Regions from separate parts of the Homo sapiens genome. Here region 2 is linked to region 1. Evidence: chromatin loops called from intact Hi-C (ENCODE). Cell type or tissue: IMR-90. All regions are shown on one strand. Each heading gives the region's core, and the rest is flanking DNA. Links, peaks and the distances in the headings are about the cores only.

Region 1 (12,178 bases), core at 2,098-10,097:
TGAGATAATACGTGAGAAAGGGCTTTGTAAACTGCCAAGTACCATACATAAAAGGCATTAACAAAATAGTCCAAGAGATATGTGAGGAAGTCAACACAGCATCCATTCCTAGCATTTCCATGGAGACCATGAAACCATAGCAGGCTTTTAGTTGTTTTTGTATGATTTTAGAAATCTTTTTTAAGGCTCAGGATGAAAGCTGATGGAATTGAAAATGCTGGGAGATTAAGAGAAGAGCTTGAGTTTGAGCTCATAATCTTCCTTTACAGCAACATATTGACAAAATAATACTCAGGAGTGAACGATCTCCATGGCACAGAAATCTATGCAGTTAGCTACTTCCCATAGATGGAAAACAGCTCACCCAGGTCAAGGAGGCATAGCCATGAGAAAAGAGCTCAGGAGCCTTCCAGGGCCAAGATTTTCCACTGCCTGCCATAGATCTAACTATAATCCAAGGGAAATTCCTAGGAAAATCTTTTTTAACGCTATTACTTAAAATAATTCAGCTTGGGAAAGATACAATTCCATATGCCTTCTGATCAACAGCTAGGTAATGGATGGTACTCTGTTAGCCAATACCAGACTCACTGACAGGAATATTGTGATCTTTTGGTATATGGATCATTTGAGACTGATGTAATTGAGTTGCAGTTAAAAGGTGGGGAAGACTTTATGTTGTGGGTCTTGACTTCAGGTTTGAGTTTCCATCCCAGCTCTACCACTTACTAGTTCTGTTCCTTCATGAATATCCTTTGGTTTTTGAGCATTTATTCACTCACTCAGGGAAAAGAAAGTTGAGTTAGAAGTGTAGTTCCAAGGATGATCAAAGTTGAGAAGTAATTTTTGGATGTAACTGGACAGAGACCACAGAGATGGAGATATTGTTGATTTAAGAGATGTGAGGTGACATAACTAAAACAGATTCTAAAGGATACAGATGATATGGAGGCAGGAGCCCAGATGAGAGTTATACTTAGGAACAAGAGTGTTCCATCTTCTATGTGTTTACGTATGCAAGTGTTTTGTAACAGCAGACAGATGCAGTTTCCTTTTCAAAAGTGGGAGCAAGATATATTTCAAGACACCAGTTTAAACTGTTTTCATTAGCAAATAGCCCCAGGGTTTATCAATTTAAAAATTTTCCATATTTGTTCATAATGACAAGCAGACAGTGCTACTTTAAACTATCACATCTAGTGATCTGGAAGCTAGTTTGTTGAGTTAAGGACAAATACATTTCCCTGAGGTGGGCTCCTAAATTGATATACCTGTGCCTTCTCCAATTTATTAAATAGAGAATCAGATGGGATTTGCATAATTCAGTAGGTACTTACTGTCAAAAGGCACTGTTCTAGGTTCCAGAAGAAACCTAAGATGAGTAAGGCATAGTTTGCCTTCAAAAAGTTTACAGCCCAGCAAGGACCCACACATTCAGTCTCTAATACGAGTTTGTCCATACAGGATGGTTTCTGGACAGGATTGTGTAATAGGTAGGAATATAGGAGTGGGAGAAGCTAAAGTATTGTGTTCTAGGAAAAGAAACAAAAGGAGACATAATATACAGGAGAAAATAACACAAAGCAATTTGAAAAAAAAATGCTATAAATAGGACACACATAATTGTTTAAAACCTCGGAGAAAAACTTCACTTTGGAGATGGCATTAATTTGAACCTAAAAGTAAAAGTGATTAAAAAAAATAAAACTAGGGCATTCCAAACTGAGGGAACAGCACGAAATATGTCAAAGGGGGACAGCATACATGGTGTGGTGAGTGAAGGAAGGACCCAGTTCACTGAGCGTCCACAGTGTGCCAAACACTGCGGCATGGGCCCTTGGGGTCTATGTGGATAGAAAGTAGGATGCCTGGTGGCTATCAAGAGAAATAAAAACTGGAAAAACTGTTCAGGGTTAGAGTGCTTTGAATGTCAGGCTTGGGAAGCGGGACATCATCTTGTAGGCAACAGTCATCAACAGTGTTGAATGCAGTGGATTGTGGAGAGAATGGGAGGTAGCAGAAGGTGTGACCACGCACGAGCTGGGGTTCCAAGTTTTCTGTGTTTGCTCCATTGTCCCATTGGACTTTACCTACAAAATGCAAATTCAAAGATAACATTTTAAATAATTTGAAGATGACAATCACAAGATGTTAGTCTCAAAGGGTGGGACTTTTCTGAGCACAGGGTCTGTTTTGCACATCTGTGAAGCTAGCCTCGGAGCAACCTTTAAGAATATTGTTTCAGCTAGACCAGAGAAATAAGTGTTGAGATTTATGGCACTTCAGGGTGACTATAGAAAATAATAATATGTCAAAATAACTTACAGAGTAAATTTCAAATGTATCACCACAAAATAATGTCAAGCCTGGGTGCAGTGGCTCATGCCTGTAATCCCAGCACTTTGGGAGGCCAAGGTGGGCAGATCACGAGGTCAGGAGATTGAGACCATCCTGGCTAACATGGTGAAACCCTGTCTCTACTAAAAATACAAAAAATTAGCTGGGCGTGGCGGCAGGCGCCTGTAGTCCCAGCTACTCAGGAGGCTAAGGCAGGAGAATGTCGTGAACCCGGGAGGTGGAGCTTGCAGTGAGCCAAGATCACGCCACTGCACTCCAGCCTAGGTGACAGAGTGAGACTCCGTCTCAAAAAAAAAAAAGAAAAAAGGTCAAGAGGTGATGTCTATATTAGCTTGATTTAATTGCTCCACATTGTATATCCATATCAAAACATCACATCATACTCCATAAATGTAATACAACTGTGATTTGTCAATTAAAAATAATATAAATAAACAAAAGAAAAAAGAATATTATTTCAACATAGTGGAGTAGAAACAGTTGAAGCTACAATGCAGCGGATTAGGAGAGAATGGAAGATGCTGTGGACCACTTTTGATCATTTTGATGGTAGAAGGAAGGATGCTGGTATAGCACAAGAATATATTAGGATGGGAGACAGATTCTTGAACATTTTTGGGGAAGAGATGGTAACTTTAGAATGTCTATGGACAAATGGGGTAGGAATGAGTAAGGGAGGGTGGAGGGACAGGAGTAATTGCCATAGTATGGTCTCACCAAAGTAAGTAGAGATGGATCAATGGCATAGATGAAGGGGCCAGCCTGCTACAGAAGAGGGGGAAATTCTGAGGTAGGAAGGCAGAGAAGGATAGGATGGATTTAGATGGAGAGATTGTAGTAAAGTTAATATTAGATGGCCTTGATTTGGTAAAGGAGATGAAGGAAAACACATCCACAGAGAGTGCATTTACCTGAGTGGGGCTGCAGAGTCTGCAGACACTCAGAAAATTCTGAGAAATTGATGGATAGAAATAAGTCTGCAAGTCATGAAGCATTGAAATTAGGCCAATTAATAACCCTACCATGAAGTCTGAATGTTCAATAGAAAGGAAGAGTTGCATATCTCTCACTTTAAATCAAAAGCTAGAAATGATTAAACTTAGTGAGGAAGGCATGTCAAAAGCTGAGACAGGGCAAAAGCTGAGACAGGGCAAAAGCTGAGACAGGGCAAAAGCTAGGCTTTTTGTGTCAAACAGTTGTCCCAGTTGAGAAAGCAAAGAAAAAGTTGTTGAAGGAAATTAAAAGTGCTACTCCAGTGAAGACCTGAATGATAATAAAGTGAAATATCCTTATTGCTGATTCAGAGAAAATATTAGTGTTCTGGATAGAAGATCAAACCAGCCACAACATTTCCTTAAGGCAAAGCCTAATACAGCAAGGCCCTAACTCTCTTCAATTATGTGAAAGCTGAGGAAGTTGAGGAAGCTGCAGAAGAAAAATTGGAAGCTAGCAGAGATTGGTTCATGAAGTTTAAGTAAAGAAGCCATCTTTAGAACATAAAAGTGCAAAGTGAAGCAGCAAGTGCTAATGTAGAAGCTACATCAAGTTATCCAGAAGATTTAGCTAAGATAACTGATGGAAGTCGCTACACTAAACTATATATATATGTATATTTTTTTTGAGACAAGGTCTCCCTCTGCCACCCAGGCTGGAGTGCCATAGTAAGATCTCGGCTCACTGAAGCCTTTGCCTCCTGGATTCAAGTGATTCTCATGCCTCAGCCTCCTGAGTAGCTGGGATTACCACACCCTGCTAATTTTTCTTTTCCTTTTTTAATTTTTTTTTGGAAAGGGATGGGGTTTCACCATGTTGCCCAGGCTGGTCTCAAACTCCTAACCTCAGGTGACCCGCCTACCTCAGCATCCCAAAATGCTGGAATTACAGGCATAAGCCACCATGCCCAGCCTAACGATAAATTGTTAATGCAAACAAAACACCGTTATATTGAAAGAAATGCCATCTAGGACTTTCATAGCTAGGAAGGAGAAATTGATGCCTGGCTTCAAAGCTTCCACAAACAGGCTGACTCTATTGTTAGGGGCTAATGAAGCTGGTAAGTTTAAATTGAAGCCAATGTTCATTTATCATTTTGCAAATTCTAAGACCCTTAAGAATTATGCTAAATCTACTCTGCGTGTGCTCTATAAACGGAAAAGACTAGATTATAGCATGGTTTATTGAATATTTTAAGCGCACTATTGAGACCTACTACTTAGAAAAAATATTTTTTTCAAAATATTACTGCTCATTCACAAATGTACCTGGTCACTCAAAGCTTTTATGGAGATGGACAAGGAGATGAATGTGGTTTTCATGCCTGGTAATACAATATCCATTCTGCAGCCCATGGTTCAAGGAGTAATTTTGACTTTCAAGTCCTATTGTTTAGAAAATACATTTCGTAAGGCTATAACTGCAATAGATTGTGATTCCTCTGATGGATCTAGTGAAGTAAATTGAAAACCTCTGGAAGGATTCACCATTCTAGATACCACTAAAAACTTTTGTGACTCATGAATTCATGTAATTAACATTAACAAGAGTTTGGAAGAAATTGATTTCAACTCTCTTGGATGACTTTGAAGGATTCAAGACCTCAGTGGAGGGAGTAACTGCAGATGTGGTGGAAATAGCAAGAGAACTAGAATTAGAAGTAAAGCCTAAAGATGTGACTGAACTGCTGCAATCTCATGACAAAACTTGAACAGATGAGGAAATGCTTCTTATGAATGAGAAAATAAAGTGGTTTCTTGAGATAGAATCTACTCTGGGGGAAGAGGCTGTGAACATTGTTGAAATGACAACAAAGGATTTCAAGTATTCCATAAAGTTAGTTGATAAAGCACTGGGAAGGTTTGAGAGGACTTAATACAATTTTGAAAGAAGTTCTACTGTAGGTCAAATGCTATCAACAACAGTTCATGCTACAGAGGAATTTTTCATGAAAGAAAGTCAATCAGCCAGGCACGATGGCTCATGCTTGTAATCCCAGCACTTTGGGAGGCCGAGGTGGGTGGATCACTTGAGGTCAGTAGTTCCAGACCAGCCTGGCAAGTCTGGCAAACATGGTGAAACCCCATCTCTACTAAAAATACAAAAACTAGCCAGGCCTGGTGGCGTTTGCCGGTAATCCCAGCTACTCAGGGGGCTGAAGTATGAGAATATCTTGAACCTGGGAGGTGGAGGTTGCAGTGAGTCAAGATTGCGCCACTGCACTACAGTCTGGGCAACAGAGAGAGACTCCATCTCAAAAAAAAAAAAAAGAAAAGAAAGTCAGTCAATCGATGCAGCAATCTTCACTGTTGGTTTATTTTAGGAGATTGCCACAACCACCTCAACCTTCAGCAAGCATCATCCTGATCAGTCAGCAGCCATCAAGGCCCCTCACCGGCAAAAGAAAAAATTACAACTCACTGAAGGCTCAGGTGATCATCATCATTTTTTAGCAATAAAGTATTTTAAATTATGTACATTTTTTGGACATAATGCTAGTAGACCCAGTATAGTGTAAACATAACTTTTATATGCACTAGGAAGCAAAAAAAAAATTGTGTGACTTGCTCTATCGTGATATTCATTTTATTGGAGTAGTCTGAAACCAAACCCCCAGTATCTCCAAAGTTTATTTGTACTTTATGTTGATTAACTTTAATTCTCAACAGTCCCATAATGAGAAATAGAGGAATGGAGAGACTAAGTGACTTGCAAGAGTCCCTCCAGGAACTAGAAGGGAGAGCTGGGATTTGAACCCATGCATTTGGCTCCAGGACTGTAAGTCTCACCTGTAGGCTGCGGTGCCTGGTGTACCATAACACGTAGGAGATCTCCAGGGTCCTAAGAGGTGCTACCATTCTATGTGGCCATGAAATTAACCTTTTAGGCAGATGGGTAGTTTCTTGATTCTTCCTGTAATTCCAAAGCATTTTTCCTGTATGAACTCACTTGTCATTGCGGCAAGAAAGACAAGTCTTCATTTTGCCAGCCCCACCGCTGGGAACGGCTCCTTAGGTGAAAAGCTTGGGATAGCCTCAAGATGGCAGCATTAACTCAAATATGGATGGACAGATCCTGGTATCTGGCCTTGAAGTAATCCAAAAGTCAGAATTGGCCCTTTTCTGCCTTTTAGTTTTTTTAAAACCCCAAGCTGTAACTGTTTGGAGGTGAAGAGTCAACCTGATCTTGTGAGGAGACCAAACAGTGAAGACACTGGAGGCATCAAAGTGGAAAAGCAGAAGTATTTCCCAGGAATTAAGAGTCTTTGGAGGGAAAAGAAAGAGGATATATTGGGTGCCATTAAGAAATGATGAGGTTCAAAAAGATTAATGATTCATCTATTATCCATTCATAAGTGGCTAATTCTAGGCCTCTTACTTGCCAAAACCAAGAACCACCCCACTTCACCATGTTGATAGTCTTCATTTTTATCTATTTAATTTTTTAGAATATTAAACACTGATAAAGAAGAGTACTAAATTATTTTATAAAGCCAGATATATAGGCTAGATTGTCTCAGTGGTTAGAGTCTTGATGCTACAGGTGAAGTTTTCTCTTCTTTCCTCATCTTGTTCCTCTCCCTTTCTTCCTCTTCTCTCCCCTTCCCTCCCCTCTTTCTTTTCTTTCCTTTCTCTCTTTATCTGTCTTATCCCGTTTTTCCCTCTTTCTTTCTCTAGTTTTTTCCTTGGTTGTTTTATTGGTCAAATAAATAATAAGGAAGAAACCTAAGTCTTCAGAGTTGGACATGTGGGTCAGGTGATTAGATGCTACAAAATTCCAAGAGTATGCAAAAATATCCTTGGACTTCTATCACCTAGCTTGCCACTTGCTTGGCCACTTTGTATGTCTTCTTTTGTTAAAAATAATTATTCTAACAGGGGGCTTTGTCTTGGAAATGTTTTCATGAGAGCAAAGAAAAAGTGAGTAAATAAGCTCTACTTTTGTAACTGACTGTAGTGGAACATGCATTTGTGAGAATCTAAGAGAAATATTGTTTTGTAGATTCTGAGAGCACCTCTGCTTTTCCACATTTATTCCCAAGAGAAGCAGTAGAGCACAGAGTATAAATATATAGAATTTGGGTCAGACAGGCTTGAGCATTTCCTCACTTTCTGGAATTGCAAGATGCTCCAGGCTTCTCTGGTATATTCCCTGCTCCAGTGCTAGAACCAGCCATTTCTCGAAGGAGCCCTGGTTTCTTTTATTAGAGAATAATATTAGAAAAAGATCTAAGTGCTAGGTATGTACAGAAGTTTTCACATCTGTAAAATTGAAAAAAATATATATTTCTCATAGAGTTATATGAACATTAAGTGAAATAACACATACAAATATATACTGAATGAAGGGCTTGAAACATAGGAAGCTATATTATATATTATATAAATATATATTATATACATATAAATGTATCAAGAGCTGAAATAAAGAAATCCTTTGCTTCTTGTAGGCTCCATGTTAAAATTCATTTAAAACCAAGTTGACTGGGAAAAAAGTTCATGGAAGTGTTTTGATTCACAGAGCTCTTTGAAACTCTGAGTTCTGTAGACAGAGCTGGGTTTGGGAAAATGGAGATTCTGATGCAATTTATCATTTATAATCTGACATTTTGAAAATTTCTCCCCATTTAGTCTTAGATAAAGAGCCAACTCCCAATACTCACAGGAAATCTGTGGGCTGATTGTGCAGTGGCTGGATCCTCAAGCTCCTTTGAAAGCATTTTTTGATAGAATTTGCTCATCAATAATCTTAGCCTGTGACTAGGAGAACCAGGACTCCCCTGTGGCCCCTAAGGGATCTTTGAGGCACCTCCATATCATAATAATGTTTCAGTTCCCTCAGGAAAGTGGTGTTTTGATTGCTTGTTTGTATGTTGCTGAGCCCTGGATTGGAATTGAGACCTTAGGGAACCCCCCTTCAGAGGCTCCCAAATCTACATAGACACTAGCTTCTAGCTGATATCAGCCTTTTCACACAGTTTGATATGGCTCACTTACAGTCTCAAGCAAACTGCAGCGGCAGCTGAACTGTCTTTACACTTTTATCACATAGCCTCAGGAAATCTCTTACTATTTGAAATCCAAGGTCCTTAGAGACCAACAGCTCTTCTTTTCTTTTCTTTTTCAGACTTCAAAAAGTCCAGTGTTGAAGCAGTTCTGAATTGAGATCTCATAATTCCCAAGGACATAGGTATGATTTCCCTGATCTTTTTAAAAAGCAGTATTCTTCGCACTGTAGGTAGAAATAATGGGTTCGTCTAAAAGAAAGAGACTCAGAAGTAGGTATATAAAAAGACTCTTAATTCAATTTCCCCCAACCTCCTCTGCTACATTTCACAAGAATAGAGACAGAAGTTTCCCATAAGTAATTCGGAGTCACGTTTACTTAGACAGCCATTGCCATAGTCATTGCTAGATGGGGTGTTGCTACCAACTGGTGTTAATAAAACCTGGGAAATAACTTCATACGATTGGCCTACAGTTTAATAAAGAGATTGATTAATTAGCTTCTATGGAGCACCTGCTAGAGGCCCACACTGGCTGAATTTTCTTATATTTTATCTCACTTTATCTTCTGTCTATAAAGGAAAATTGACTTGCCTACAGTCCCAAAGCAAGTAAGCATTAAAGCTCTTATTCTAACTCAACTGCTGAGATTCTAATTACCTCATCCACTTAACAAATAGTTGAGTCTACCATGTGGCTGCCTTGAGTCTAAGTAGTGGATAATAAAGCGCAAAAGAGTGACAAACAATATAGGCCTTGTCTCTTCCCTTATGGAATTTATTCCATTGAGAATCTTCTTTAGAACTCCCCAAATGGGGGTGTGATGATTGGGGGTGATGCTTCAAACCCCTTTAGAAGCAATTTTGATGGAACTTTTTATTTCCAAACTATCTTAATGGCTTAGACTTCTCCTTCTCTCTTTATAACAATAATAATTCCTTAAATTTTAATGCTTTTTCAGGTTTTGACTTAATATTTTAACCTTAGATATTTCAGTATTCAACCGTAGATATTTTAAAAATATTTTTTCTCTTTCAAGACTCCTTCCGATATTTATTTTAGGTCCATGCAGAAAAGCCTGGGTTTTACAGGACTTGAGTGGGAGGAGATACAGCAGCAGCAGCAGGATTTGGATTCAGGCCTTGCAGCCTCCCAGGCTTGGTGCTGGGTAAATGAGGCCTTTTCTCTCTGCACTGACTCCAGATTTCTCCTTGCTGCTCTGGATCTCAACACATTTATTAACAGAGACTGCAATGCATAAACGGAAGGGTTGCCCATTAACGGAACACAGAAAGTACCTTGAATATTAATTGCCGGTAGAGGAACATGGCAGTCAGGGACAGTTCAATATGGCGGGGGCGGGGGGGTGGGTGTAATGGCTTTTAAAAACTGAACGTACAGCTTAAGTGAATAGACTCCTGTGGTCAATATTAACCAAGGAGATTGATCTAATAAGCATTTCAGAAGGTATTTTGGAAAATAATTCAGAATCCACCCTAAGTCAGCTGCATTTTATTCTTGGAATTTTTCCAGGTTTTCATCCTACCTTGTGTCTAGGAAAAGGTTGGTTTACAATATGGGAGGACTGGTATCTCTTTGGTCAAAGGACCACGTACTTAGCAAGCAGTTATCCCTTCCTGGGATCCCTCTACCAATAAGCAGCAATATTTGGCCAGAGTTCTAGACTTTAAACCAGTCACTTCACCTCACTGAGCCTCGGTTTCTTCATGTCTATATCTGCTATCTCTCTCTCTCTCTATCTAGTCATGCAATAATTAAATTAAGAAGTGAATGCAAAAAGAGTTTTATAAACTTTAGAACCACTGTTTTTTAAAAGCTCTAGAACAGTGGTTCTCAATCAGGGGAATGTTACCCTTCAGGGGACATTTGGCCACGTCTGGAGACATTTTTGACTGTTACAAATGGGAGGTGGTGGTGTTACTGGAATCTAGTGATTAGAGAGAGGCCAGGGAAACTGCTGAATATCTTACAATGCACAGGACAGCACTCCCTCTCCCCCACCACACCCTGCACCAAAGAACTGTCCAGCTCATAATGTCAGTAGTGCTGAGGCTGAAAAACCAGGCTCTGGAATTGTACAGATTTTACAGTTAAGCAGTTATGTGACCTTGAGGGGCACCACATCCTTCTGTTTCCAAATATGTAAGATCAGAACACTGCCTGTCATAGATTACAGGATATTGTGTTTGCTAAATTTGAGAGTATACACACATGTCAAAAGTCAAAAGAAAAACAAGTTAAAAAAGGCTGGATAAATATAATAGAAAGTGATGCTGGTCAGAAAGTCAATTAGTACATTACTGGATAGTAATGTACCAAGCTGACTGAGCCAGTTCTTATGAAACTAGCCACATCGTGTGTGTGTGATGGTCATCCAAAAAGGACAAGCTACACTATCCCCTTCTTTTTGTGTCACCAATCAAATTGCTGCTGTTACTCTTCAAGGTAAGCTAAAGTCCAGCAGAGCTGAAGCATTTTTCTCCTTTAATTCCTGTTTTCTCCTTTTTCCTCCTCTCTTCTCACATTTTCTCCCTCACTTCTTCTGAGTCTGCTCCCACTCACTCTGCTACTAGGAGTGGGGAAAGCCTGTGAACACCTCAGGTTGAGGAACAAAAATAGGAGAGAAAGAATGCTCTAAAATGAGGACAGAAACCTGTCTCCAGGCCTGACCATCTGCAAACTCACTGTTACTCCTGAATATTTTTCATATGACAAGTCTAAGCTAATATTTTGGCCCAAAGCACAAACCTGGTAGACAAGAGGATGATAGGATGTTTGTTGTGGGATTAAAGAGCATGAAAAATATTTCCATACTTTCCTATTGATGTTCTGTTTGATTCACCAAATATTTACATACATGTGTGAGGGGCCATGGTAAGGAGAGTGGACCAGAGGGGATGAAGATAGTTACTGTCCCAAGGGGCTTAGAGCTAGGTGAAGAGTGAGTGGTTGCCCAGCTAATTGTGCAATAATCAGCCAAGACTCAAGTGCTTTGAGGAGGGAGAGAAAGGAGGACTTAACTGGAATTAGGGTCTACAGCAAAGACTTCTGATAAGGGGTGAAAAAAGACATATGCATATACACAGATACACAAAGCCATTTGTATATATCAAATTTATAGTTTTATATTAAATATATATAAATACATACTCATATTTACATATACCATACTCCCTTTCAGTTGAACTACTGTTGAGGGATTAATTTATAAAGGCTTCAAAAGTTGTGGTTAAGATCTTTGGATTTAGTATCAAACAGACCTTGAGGGCACCACCTTGTCCTGCCAACACCTTGATTTTGGCCCAGTGAAACTGATTTGAGGCTTCTGGCCTCCAGAATTTTGAGAGAATAAACTTGTGTTGTTTTAAGGAAAAATAAATTTAGAAAATCTTTAGTGAGGCTATATTATTGGAAGTAGAATGTGGAAGACAATAAGTGATGGATGTTTTTATTTTTAATAATTAAATACATACAATCTTATATCCACATCATAATTTGTATTTATATGATGTAAATGTGTTAAAGAATTCAAGATGAATGTATGAACTTTAGATTCAGAAATATAAAGGGGTGAACTTTGATTCTGACCCCTAGATAGGCTATCTTGCTCAATATTCAGCTCCCTGAGCCTTAACTTCCTTATCTGTAAGATGGGCATAATAGCACCTATCTCATATGAATTAAAAGCTATAATATAACAGAGGGTTCTAGGATGAGTGTTACACACAGTACATTCTCTCTATACATTAGTTTTCTCCTTTTTTATCATTCCATCCTCCCTTCTCATACTTTCATTGGAA
Region 2 (12,178 bases), core at 2,887-10,886, 770 kb after region 1:
ATTCTTTTTTTTTTTTCTTTTTTTTCTTTTTAGAGACAAGGTCTCACTGTTTTGCCCAGGTTAGTCTCAAACTCTTGTGCTCAAGTGATCCTCCCGCCTCAGTCTCCCAAAGTGCTAGGATTACAGGTTTGAGCCACTGTGCCCGGCCTTGAATTCAAATCTTGTCCCTGCTACTTTGCAGTTGTAAGCATGTTACTTAACTATGCCTCAGTTTACTCATTTATAATAACAGTAGCTACTTTACAGAGTTACAGTGAAGATTAAATAAATTAATATTGGTAAAACACTTAGAACAATGCCTGATGGAACATAATGACTCAACAAATATTAGCTTTAAAAAAACCTGATACTTAATTAGAGGCTGGGCACAGTTGCTCATGCCTATAATCTCAGCACTTTGGGAGGCCAAGGAAGGAGGATCACTTGAGGCAAGGAGTTCAAGACCAGCCTAGGCAATGTACTGAGACCTTGTCTCTAAAAAATAAAAACAGCCGGGTGCAGTTGCAATCCCAGCACTTTGGGAGGCCAAGGCAGACAGATTGTTTTAGCCCAGGAGTTTGAGACCAGCCTAGGCAATATGGTAAAACCCTGTTTCTATTAAAAAATACAAACAATTAGCTGGCTGAGGTGGTATATGCTTGTAGTCCCAGCTACTCAAGAGGCTGAGGTAAGATAATCACCAGAGCCCGGGAGGTTGAGGTTGCAGTGAGCTATGATTGTGTCACTGTGCTCCAGCCTGGTTGGCAGAGCAAGACCCTGTCTCAAAAAAACAAAACAACCCTGGCCAGGCGTGGTGGCTCATGCCTGTAATCCCAGCACTTTTGGAGGCCGAGGCAGGTGGATCACCTGAGGTCAGGAGTTCAAGATCAGCCTGGCCAACATGGTGAAACCCTGTCTCTACTAAAAATACAAAAATTAGCCAGGCGCGGTGGCAGGCAACTGGGAGGCTGAGGCAGGAGAATCACTTGAACCCAGGAGGCGGAGGTTGCAGTAACCTGAGATCGCACCATTGCACTCCAGCCTGGGCCACAGAGTGAGACTCCGCCTCAAAAAACAAAAACAAAAACAAAAACAAAAAACCCTGATACTTAATTAGATGTGATGGGTAAAGGAGGGAAAATTAAAAATGACTTCTGGTTTTCAAGCTCAGGCAACTGGGTGAATATGATGCCTTACTTTGAAGTAGAAAATGAGAGAGGTTTTTTGGGGTGGGGAATAAGTTCATTTTCTGGAAAAGTTGCATTGAAGGTGCTTGTGAGGCATATATGTAGACATGCCAGCTGTGGTATGTTTACTCCCTCAGGAAAGAGATCTAGGCAGAGGTATGGATCTGGGAATCATCAGCAAGCCTTTTGTAATTAAAGCCATGGAAGAAACAAAGTGAGATTGCCTGGGAAGTACCCATTAAATGAGGTGGCTCAGAACAGACCACTGCCTGGTAGGCAGTGGGTAGAGCACAGCAGATCATCCACCTCCATAGCTCTTTCTGTTAGACCACAAGTTGCTTCTATAAAAGTTTTTGAACTCTTGTGTGAGTCAATAAAATTAAATTCAGCAAGAATGATGATCCTTTATTTTGTGTCAGGCACTGAATATATCTCAGTGAGAAAGACAGACGTGGTCCTTGTCCTCACAGAGTTACAGCCTAGTGAAGGAGATGGATAATTACAATACAGATAGCTAAGTGCCATGATAGCTACAGAGTACCTCTGCCCAGGAACACCTAACTCAGACTTGTGGTGGGGTGGAGGAAGGCTTTTTTTTTTTTTTTTTTTGGAGACAAGGTATAACTGTGTTCCCCAGGCTAGCCTCAAAGCCCTGGACTCAAGCAATTCTCCTGCTTCAGCCTACCTAACAGTTGGGATTTCAAGCATGTGGCACTGCACTCAGCCCCAGGAGGCTTTCTGAAGGAAGTGATGACAAAGGTAGATTTTGAGAATAAAGAAACAAGGTAGCGGGCTGGACACGGTGGCTCACGCCTGTAATCTCAGCACTCTGGGAGGCCGAGGCGGGTGGATCACCTGAGGTCAGGAGACCGGCCTGACCAACAAGGTGAAACCCCGTCTCTACTAAAAATACAAAAATTAGCCGGGTGTGGCAGCATGCGCCTGTAATCCCAGCTACTCGGGAGGCTAAGACAGGAGAATTGCTTGAACCCGGGAGGCAGAGGTTGCAGTGAGCTGAGATTGCACCACTGCACTCCAGCCTGGGCAACCAAGCGAGACTGTCTCAAAAAAAAAAAAAAAAAATAGCTAGGCAAAAGGTAATGGCAGAAGGTTCCAGGCAGGCAGAAGAATAATTTTTTTCTTTTACTTGAAGTCCCATGGAAGGAAAATAAAAGAAGGGGCAGTACATTTGGGTAGTAATGTCTATGCTTAGCCCATGAACATGCCAGTCTACCTGATAACAAAAGTATTTGGGTTTCCCTTCAGGTGAGGCAGTTCCAGCTCACTGCTGCATCCTGTCAGCTTGTAGCCCCTTCTTCACAGAGCGCCTGGAGCGGGAGAGGCCAGCTCAGGGTGGGAAGGTGGTGCTAGAGCTGGGTGGCCTGAAGATCAGCACACTTAGGAAGCTGGTGGACTTCTTGTATACCTCAGAAATGGAAGTATCTCAAGAAGAAGCCCAGGATGTGCTATCTGCTGCCCGTCAGCTCCGTGTGTCTGAGCTGGAATCCCTTCAGCTTGAGGGTGGAAAGTTGGTGAAGGCCCCACAGGGCCGAAGGCTGAACCGAGAGTGCTTACAACCAACAAGTGCTGCACCAATCTCTGCCAGAGTGGTGACACCCAGCCACCACCCTCACACCCCACTGCCCACTAATCAAACTCCTTGTCCTCTTGGGGCAATAAGATTGAAGTCCTTGGGGAAGGAAGAGGGGCCCCAGGAAAACAACCGACAGAATGCAGACAATTTGTCTGGCACTCTTCTGCTCAAGAGGAAGGCCAGAGCCTGCCCAACTCCACAAGAAAAAAACTCTTCACCATCAAGCCATAGTCAAGAGCCTAGAGAGAACAAGAATGACACTGCCCTTGATCCTACAGTGCTCTCCCCACCCAGCTTGTACCCCTCTGTGGACAAACACCTGTTGCCCAGAAAGATCAGGCTCAGTCGCTCAAAGCCATCTCCTGGTATCTGTACATCAAAGCCTTCCAGCATTTTAAGTGGATCTAGCTCAGTGCCTGCAACCCCTGGCCGGCGTCTTTGGCGGCAGAGGAGTGTAAATAAAGAAACACCAGAGGACAAGCCAAAACCAGGCAGAGCTAGTCCTCTGCAGAGCACCCCAAACCCATCTGGTCTGGGAAAGACAGGTGGGAGCAGGAAGCGGAGCCCTGAAGTCAGGGCACCTAACTCAGACTCTGCAGAGGAGGGGCAGGTTGGGAGAGTTAAACTTAGGAAGATTGTCAATGGGACTTGCTGGGAAGTGGTACAAGAGACTCCTCTCAAAAACACTCAAGATAGCCCCCAGATCCCAGATCCCGGAGGAGACTTCCAAGAGCCTTCAGGAACTCAGCCATTCTCCAGTAATGAGCAGGAAATGTCACCTACTAGAACAGAACTGTGTCAGGACTCCCCCATGTGCACTAAGCTACAAGACATTCTGGTCTCTGCTAGCCACTCCCCAGACCACCCAGTGGTGAAGTCAGAGTTTGAGTCCAGTCCAGAACTGGTAGAGAAGGAACCTATGTTGGCTATTGACTGCAGAGAACCCTATGCATTTGACACAGCTCTGCTGGAGCAGCCCTGTGAGGCTGAGGAGTACCGAATCACAAGTGCTGCTGCCACCAGTGAGCTGGAGGAGATCCTGGACTTCATGCTCTGTGGCTCAGACATTGAACCACCTATAGGGTCTCTGGAGAGTCCAGGGGCTGAGGGCTGCAGAACGCCTACCTACCATCTGACAGAAACAGGAAAGAACTGGATTGAAGGGGAAGAATGGTGTCTACCAGACATGGAACTCTGGCCCAGGGAGCTCACAGAATTGGAAAAGGAACCTGCTGGTGAGAACAGAGGGCCAACTGAGCTCCTTAGCCCCCTTGTCATGCCCTCTGAGGTGAGTGAAGTGCTTTCAGTAGGAGGCCGTTGGACACCAGACCTTGAAATTACCAGCTCCCAGCCACTGGATGGTCAGGAAGACAAACTTCTCCATGTCAGCTCCCTTGATACTCCCCAGAGGTCTTATGGGGACCTCTCACCTCCCTGCTCAAACTGGGTGGAGACTGGGCTGGAAGTCTCCTTGACTACAGATGAGTTATTATACCCTTCTCCCAAGGCAGGCAAGGAGGTATCTGGTCACTCTGAACTACTAGGCTCACTTCCTGCCAGCTCTGAAGAGGAAGAGATTGATGTGGTGGACTGGACAGCAGAGGGGAGGCTGGTACCCACTACTGTTCCCTCCGTGTGGCCTGACCCTTCCTCAGAGTCAGAAACAGAGGTAGATATACTAACATAGTGGAGAGGGGAGGGCAGGTTAGGGGCCTTGGGAGGGTGGGAAATGTTAGCTAGCAAAAGGCTTACTGGCAGAGAAGCTGGCACGTGCCCTCAGCACAAGAGGCAGGTGTACCCTGGCTCTTTGTAGGTCCCTTCCTCCCTTCCCTAAGCCTCAGAAGCCAGGCAGAAGCCAAGGGTACCATAGATAGAAAATTATGAACTTGTACCATCTTATTTGTAATCTATTTTCCGGTTAGTGACAACTGAAACAAACTGTGTGCTCCCCAATTCTGGTGGGTCATAGGTAACAGCCAAGGCCAGATCTCTCAGGTCATAAGGCATCCAGTCACTGGTAATTTAGGAAAAGCTGAGAAAGAACACCCTCCTCTGTGGTGGGGTATTGTTTAAGAAAATGTTCCAGAGGAAGGTGTGAAGCAGTGTTGGGTGGAATACTAAGTGGGTGGGAGTGATGGATGCTGTCCAGCACCCAACGTGGGGCTTATTCACTGCCAGTATTAGGAAGTCTAGCTAAAACCTCTGCAGGGGCCAAGAAGATGTACTTCCATCATTACTTCCAAAAAGTAAGTTGAAAAAGATACAGTTGCTTTTTTAAAAAATAAATTATTTACTTTGCTCCCATAATTTTTACAAGTATTTCTCATGTTTTACCAGAGATCATAAAAGTTGCAGGTCAGGCCAGGTGCGGTGGCTCATCATGCCTGTAACCCCAGCACTTTGGGAGGTCAAGGCAGGCATATCACTTGAGGTCAGGAGTTTGAGACCAGCCTGGCCAACATGGTGAAACCCCGCCTTTACTAAAAATAAAAATAAAAAAATTAGCCAGGCGTGGTGGTGTGCACCTGTGATCCCAGCTACTCAGGAGACTGAGGCAGGAGTATCGCTTGAACCTGGGAGACAATGGTTGCAGTGAGCCGAGATAGCACCACTATACTCCAGCATGGGTGACAAAGTGAGACTCTGGCTCTTAAAAAAAAATTTTTTTTTAAAAGTTCCAGGTCACATGGCTATCTTGGGCTATGAAAAACACAAGGACTACCAACTCCACAAGGCTGGCTTTGTCCATCCCTTAAGATTAAGTTTTACTCTATTACTCAAATACTTTATTTCAACTTTTATTAAACCAAATCCAGTAACTTTTACAATGCCTTACTAGAGGGTTGCCTCATAACTGAACCTTCATTTCTGGCAGGGAAGAAACCATGGCTTCAGGATCATGACTGAAGTTTGGCCATGTTCCATCATTAATGTTCCAACATCACCAGGGACACAAAGCTGCAAAAATGAGAAGGGAAATAAGGTTAGAGAAAGGATCTGGGCAATCTTAAGGACTGAGGAAGACATGTTCCCCAACCCTTGAACTCACAAACCCTGAAGCTCAAGGATTGCATCCTTCCTCCAAATCTCACTCAACATAATAAGTGCAGAACAACATGCCAAAGCACTGTATGAAGCACTAGGGACAAAGACAAGGTCAAAATCCTTGTAACCAAATTTAATGGTATTGTAATGCAGTGTTAACACAGGACAGTAACAGAACACCCAAGAACCAAACAGAAGAGGGTAGGGATAAGCATAAATGAAGTAACATGAAATAAACTTCCAAATGGAAAACTTGTCCATACCCCCAGGGCAAGTCAACTACAGTCTCCCAAAGGACATAAATTCCACTTAGGGCACACTAGACAGAAAACAATATTGTGTCTTTTTTTTGTTTTTTGTTTTCAAATAGGGTCTCCCTGTGTTGGCCATCCACTCCTGCCTCGACCTCCCAGAGTGCTGGGATTGCAGGCGTGAGCTACCCACGCCAGGTGGGTACTTGTAGCCACACCAAGATCAATGCCTTCTCTTCCTCAACAGCGGTCGCGCCCCCCACTTCCCATTTCAAACCTCAGCATGAGGGCTTCTACCCAAATCTCCCTACGACAGGTACTTCTTCAACTCTTCCACCACCTCTTGAGGCTCAGGGAATTTGAGTTTGCGTGGGGGCCCCTTCTTAATCCCAGTCCAGAGCTCCGCACCTGAAAGGCCAGAATGAAGCGAAGTTACAATACTTCGGAACCCACGAGCACGTCTCTGAAGTCATGAGACTGCCGTGGTTTCTAAGAATAGCGCTTCCTGTCTTCGGAACCCACGTCCCTTTCACCCACGTCCCTCTCCCCCACATCCAGGTCCCCACTTACTGCTGCCGTCCGGGCGCAGCAGCGTCACCTCGAAGCTGCCCCTCCGGGGCTTCGTCGGGTTCACCTTTACTGGAAGCTCTGGGGCCTCCAGGCGCAGCGCCTGGCTCAGGGCCGCGGCGTTGCGCCCATAGACGCGTCAGCTAGTGCTAGGGAGAGACGGAGAGGTTAGAAACCGGGGCCCCTGGCCCCCCCCGGCGCCACTGTTCCCTCTCTCCCGTTACTCTCCAGGCCCCTCACCAATGCTCGATAACAACGGTCGCCTCCTCCATTCCCTCCCCGCCGTTCGCCAGCTTCTCTCGCTTCTCGGCTACGGCGACCACCGCGGCCTCAGCCTTACGCTTCCTCCCGCGGGGAGCCATGGCGCCTAGAGCCCGGCCGAGAATGCAGCGGGACTGGTGGGTGGGGGGCGGAGACGCGACCACTGAGCGGAAACTGGGCAACGAAGAGCGCAGCCCGGAAGCTCTGCTCCTACAGCGGAAACCTCTCTCAAAGGAAGGGAAAGCTTGGCCCGCAGCACCCACGTGGCCTGGAGGCGGACCTTGGGGCACAACCACTTTGCAAGCAGGGAGCGGGAAGGTGCGGGAAGCGCCTGACGGAACCACCCATCGCTTCGGGTGGAGGGGACAGGGGACGCTGGGATGGTGAACACAGCAGGAAGGGGCGGAGACTAGGTCCGACTGCTAGCCTCGCTTCGCGCAATCTTTTCTGTACCTTTGCATGGCGCTAAATGTTGTGTGCCACCATCTGCCGCCAAACTCTCCTCCCTGGCAACCGCAGGCCAATCCCAGAGTAAACCCACCACCTAACAACATGTGGCCGCTATTCTAGATTTATGGAAACTAGACTTCTCCAACTCTTGCCAGTCCTGGGGATCAATGCCCGGCATTTGGTGAAACCAAATAGGATGGCCTTTGCCCTTAAGATGGGCAATTCCTCTGCAGTTGTCAGGCTTTTCTAATACAGAAACACACAAACGCGCAATCAAAAGGAAATCCCAATCTTTTTATTACGGAAAGCCATCAACTGGGTGTGGGGAGTATGTCAGAGGGTTAGTGAAAGTCCAGGGGATTTCTCCTCCAAGTCCTACCACACAAAGGAAAGTCTCAAGCCTCTATTCACCCCTTCTCAATCCCCACAAAATAGGGGGTTGTTCAATATTGTCTTCAATGATAAAAACTTTGTGGTTAAAGGTTTCTCCTTAGGACTAGCGACAAAGTTAGGCTTATACTTTTAATGAAGACCATAAACGAAGCCAGAAGGGCTTAAGGAAGCAAGAGTCCTTGGGGGAAAATTCTTAGCGTTCTATACCCCAGCATCTTACCTTAGGGTTAAATCTAGGTCTAACCAAGCTGTGCAGGTCAACTAAGAAGGAATGATGAAACCACAGAGTTTCATGGAGAAACCATGGAGATGTCTGAATAGCTGATAAGCAGTTAACACACTGACCCAAGCTTGGAGGGAAACCATTTCCCCCTCCGTCCTATGAGATCTCTTTCTTGCTCCAGTGAAACAGTTGGCCACAGCATGGCAGGCCTTCCTGTAGGGTGCCTGACAATTCCCTAGATGCCTCTTTAAAATCAGAAGCTGCATGCTGCCCCACCCAGTCACAGCCAAAGGGAAAACATAAATAAAAGGCTGCAGCCTCAGGCTTGTGGTTATGGAAAGAGCCTGGAATTGACAGGAGAGGAAGCACTGCCAAAGTGAGGATCTTATTTATCCTTCTTGTTTTCCCCATCTGACACTGTGGTGGGGGTTGAAGCCACAGGCTGCTCCTCAGGGATATTGTCTCCAGCCTTTGATAGTTTCTTGGCCCGCTGGTATAGCTCATTTAAGTTAAATTCTCGGATCACATTCTCCTGCACAAAAGAGATGCACACGTCAGGATCTGGGTTGGAAGGGAGAGTAAAGAGCCTGGGAAGTAAGAGGTATTTTACACAAAGTCTGGGAAAGGAAGGAGTAAGCAAAGGACAAAAATCTTCCCTAACCTTCCTCTTTTTTAGGTACCCAGAAAAGTCAACTAATAGTTAAATACCCATTATGTGCCAATCACCGTGCCAAGAATTATACCTAAATTATTTAATGTAATCTGCAAAACAACCCTGTAAGCCAGGGGTTATTACCTCCAATTAACTGACAGGGAACCTAACACCTACAGACAATAGGTGCAGTGGCCTTCGAGACAGAATCTTTTTTTTTTTTTCCTGATGGAGTCTCTTGTTGCCCAGGCTGGACCGCAATGGTGCAATCTCAGCTCACTGCAACCTCCACCTCCCGGGTTCAAGCGATTCTCCTGCCTCAGCCTCCCAAATAGCTGGCATTATAGGCATGCGCCACCACACTCGGCTATTTTTGTATTTTTAGTAGACACGGGGTTTCTCCATGTTGGTCAGGCTGGTCTCAAACTCCTGACCTCAGGTGATCTGCCAGCCTCGGCCTCCCAAAGTGCTGGGATTACAGGCGTGAGCCACCGTGCCTGGCCTGAGACCAAATCTTAACTAATGATTGTTACCCAGTACTAGCAGGTCTGCACATAATATATATTTGCTAAATGAATTAAAACATGAGGTCTAGTAACTAGTCCACACCCTCAAAGCTAATGGGCAAGTGGCAGAGCTGTGAATCAAACCCGGGTAGGGCTTGAAAGCCCACCTACTGTTCTGCACCCTTCATGCACCTGCCCTTCCTTTCAGGTACCTCAGAGAAGGTCCATGAGACAGCCCGTCCTTTCTTGTCAATCTGTGGCCGCCGCATTGCCTCCTTGCCACCTTGGAACAGGATCAGGGTAGGGAGTTGCTTGGTGAGGGGTGATGTGCTCACTTTGTACCTGCAGGGCCCAGAAAGTTCTCTAAATGTCCCTGTATGTATCACTCAAAGTGATTTCCCTGCTCAGACCCTCTGCCCAGGTCTTTACATACCGCGTACTAACATCAGTATAGCGTCCAACATCCACCTTCCCAAAATTTAGCCCTGTACAGTTGTATCTGAAAAGAATATATTATTTAATATGCTGAAAAAAAATAATGGATCAAGGAAAGTGGAAGTATAGATATTTAAGAGGGGAGAGGGAGATGCCTTTGGTTACCATGTGTGAAAATCAAGGCCAAAAGAAAAAGAAAAGCCAAAAACAGTGAGAGGGAAGGCACAGCATCTCCATTTCCACCATCCCTCCCTTTGCACTACTCACTTAAGGGAGAGGTCAGCATAGATAGGGGCAAATGATTGGCAGTCATTAGACCAATTGGCAAAGAACTCCACAATCCAAGTGACCCTCTTGTCCCGTTCTAGTTCCTCCTGCCAAATACAGGGAAGAAAAGTCAGCTGGATCCACATAGCCTCCTGGGAAGGTTCAGACTTTAGCATCTAATTCCTCATCCTGGTGTTCCCTCTCCCCCGGCTCTCATAATGAACCACAGTGCCCGTGACATCCATTTTGAAGCACTGTTGTTCCTCCTAGTGAATGGAGAGCACAACTACAAAATCACCCACAAGGGACCCAAGAAACAGAAAGGGGAAAGAGCACTCACATCAATGGTTTTATCATTGAAGTACTTGATATACTCAGGGCCCATATATAGGGGGGGTTTGCACGTCATCAGGAACACTAAATACAGAAAGAAGATGTCGAAGGAAACATAAAAAGCCTTACACAGGGAATTTACTTCCAAACCAACCCAAGGATTTCAGCCCCCAAATAATACACACTTGTGGATATATGTAGACCACCAACACATTCCCTACCTCTACAATAACAGTCTCTGTAAACTGTTATCATCTGAGCTACATATATAATTCATTAGGTATGAGATATGGAAGAAGGGTATGGAGAAACATGTTTGGGATTGCAACTGTTGGGACTGTGGTTTCCACAATCAAGTCTATCAACACAGTCTTACAAAAAAAAAAAAAGAAAGAAAGGCAGTCTCCTCACCTATGCAGAGTGTGATGTAAAGTAGGCCCATGCGAATATCCAAGCGGAAGAAAAGAATTGTGTTGGCCACTTTACTAAACATGAAAATGTTGCCTATATGTTGCTCCACAGTGACTGAAACACAGAGATGTCACAGGTCAGGCTGGGCTGTGCACTCCTATATCCCATTCTTTGTCCCTCTTCATGGGGCACTTTGAAATAGGAGACAGGGAGGGGATAGAAGTCCAAGTTCAAATTCAGCCTTGGAATTAAACGTAGGACAAATTTACCAAATGATTGCCACTCTCTTAACATGAAGCAAAGCACCTCCAAAGGGCATTAGATCTAACCTTGAGTCTGAGAAGTGAACTAAACTTACTGGATCTGCGGTTCTTCATCATCACAATGGCACTGAGAAACATCAGGATCTCCACTTCTCTCTGGAACAGAATCGAAGTATTATAACAGGAATGCAGTGACTAGAGCTAACTTAGGTGGGAAAGGGAACTAAATATGTAATAAAAACCAATAGCGATCCAAACTGGGAATGGGAACAATAAAGAACTGCAGTTAGGTAAGGTGTACGGGGATAAACATCAGTCAGAAGACCTGGATTCAGGTTCTACTCCTGCCACAAACTTGCTGGTGCTTTTCTTTTTGAGACAGAGTTTCACTCTTGTTGCCCAGGCTAGAGTGCAATGGCGCGATCTCGGCTCACTGCAACCTCCGCCTCCCAGGTAGCTGGGATTGCAGACATGCGCCACCACACCCGGCTAATTTTTTTATTTTTAGTAGAGACAGGGTTTCACCATGTTGGCCAGGCTGGTCTCAAACTCCTGACCTCAGGTGATCCACCAAAGTGCTGAGATTACAGGCACGAGCCACCGCGCCAGGCCTGCGGTGCTTTTCAACAAAGCACTTAATCCCTTAGCTTTGGTTTCCTCAACTGAACAGTATCTATTTCAAAATGCTACTGGGGGATTAAATGAGATAACAGATTAAAAAGAGTTGTATAAAGCATGATATGGTATAAAATCGTAAGATTATTAATATCAACTCAATGTGACGCTGGTAGAATAAAACTTTTCCAGGTAAGTTTTCTTGATAATAGCCCATTAATATAATATCTAGCTATTCCACATGTTTAATTTTTTTTTTTTTTTTGAGACAGTCTTGCTCCATCGCCCAGGCTAGAGTGCAATGGTGTGATCTCAGCTCACTGAAACCTCTGCCACCTGGGCTTGTGTTTCTCCTGACTCAACCTCCCAAGTAGCTGGGACTACAGGCGCACACTACTGTACCTGGCTAATTTTTGTATTTTTTGTAGAGACCGGGTCTCCCCATGTTGCCCGGGCTGGTATGGAACTCCTCAGCTCAGATGATCCGCCCGCCTCGGCCTCCTAAAGTGCTGGGATTACAGGTGTGAGCCACCGAGCCCGGCCCCCATTACTTAATCATTCCTCCCCACCCAATATGCATCGTGATAATCCATGTACTTTTGATATAATTTGAGAGCTGAAAGGGGCTTTCAGAGCTCTCAAAAAGCCCTTTTCAATACTCGTCTTACAGTTTTCTCACCTTCTAGAACAACCTTCTTGTCCAACCTGTGGCTCACATGCAGCCCAGGATGGCTTTGAATGGGGTC

Evidence for each region. Hi-C counts contacts between places; a loop is a spot of excess contacts. Peaks named below come from ENCODE experiments on the same cell type or tissue, not always from the same donor. Only the 100,000 strongest peaks of a DNase experiment are listed, where the experiment ranks them.
Region 2: it touches region 1 in a loop (4-fold over the local background); 23 of 110 quality-filtered maps call a loop at or near these places.

Annotation. Positions count from the first base shown.
Region 1 is chr11:58,508,156-58,520,333 of GRCh38, reverse strand. It overlaps LOC105369313 (a long non-coding RNA gene), which reads left to right and starts at 5,609. Exons shown (of 5, transcript XR_007062673.1): 1 at 5,609-5,783; 2 at 8,479-8,541. In IMR-90, for the core only: a CTCF peak has its summit at 6,393 (motif pointing right); a DNase peak (open chromatin) is centred at 6,393; H3K27ac peaks cover 151 bases.
Region 2 is chr11:57,736,403-57,748,580 of GRCh38, reverse strand. TMX2 (thioredoxin related transmembrane protein 2) reads right to left here. Exons shown (of 8, transcript NM_015959.4): 2 at 10,913-10,973; 3 at 10,555-10,668; 4 at 10,151-10,227; 5 at 9,811-9,917; 6 at 9,542-9,607; 7 at 9,321-9,450; 8 at 7,608-8,482. The coding sequence ends at 8,336. SELENOH (selenoprotein H) reads right to left here and starts at 7,090. Exons shown (of 4, transcript NM_170746.4): 1 at 6,864-7,090; 2 at 6,627-6,772; 3 at 6,334-6,464; 4 at 5,031-5,718. The coding sequence starts at 6,985. The coding sequence ends at 6,364. BTBD18 (BTB domain containing 18) reads left to right here. Exons shown (of 3, transcript NM_001145101.3): 3 at 2,433-5,067. The coding sequence ends at 4,447. It overlaps TMX2-CTNND1 (TMX2-CTNND1 readthrough (NMD candidate)), which reads right to left. Exons shown (of 21, transcript NR_037646.1): 2 at 10,913-10,973. RefSeq lists enhancers at 6,579-6,748, 6,899-6,948, 7,269-7,388. In IMR-90, for the core only: no CTCF peak of the experiment used is centred there; a DNase peak (open chromatin) is centred at 7,170; H3K4me3 peaks cover 1,912 bases; H3K27ac peaks cover 1,346 bases.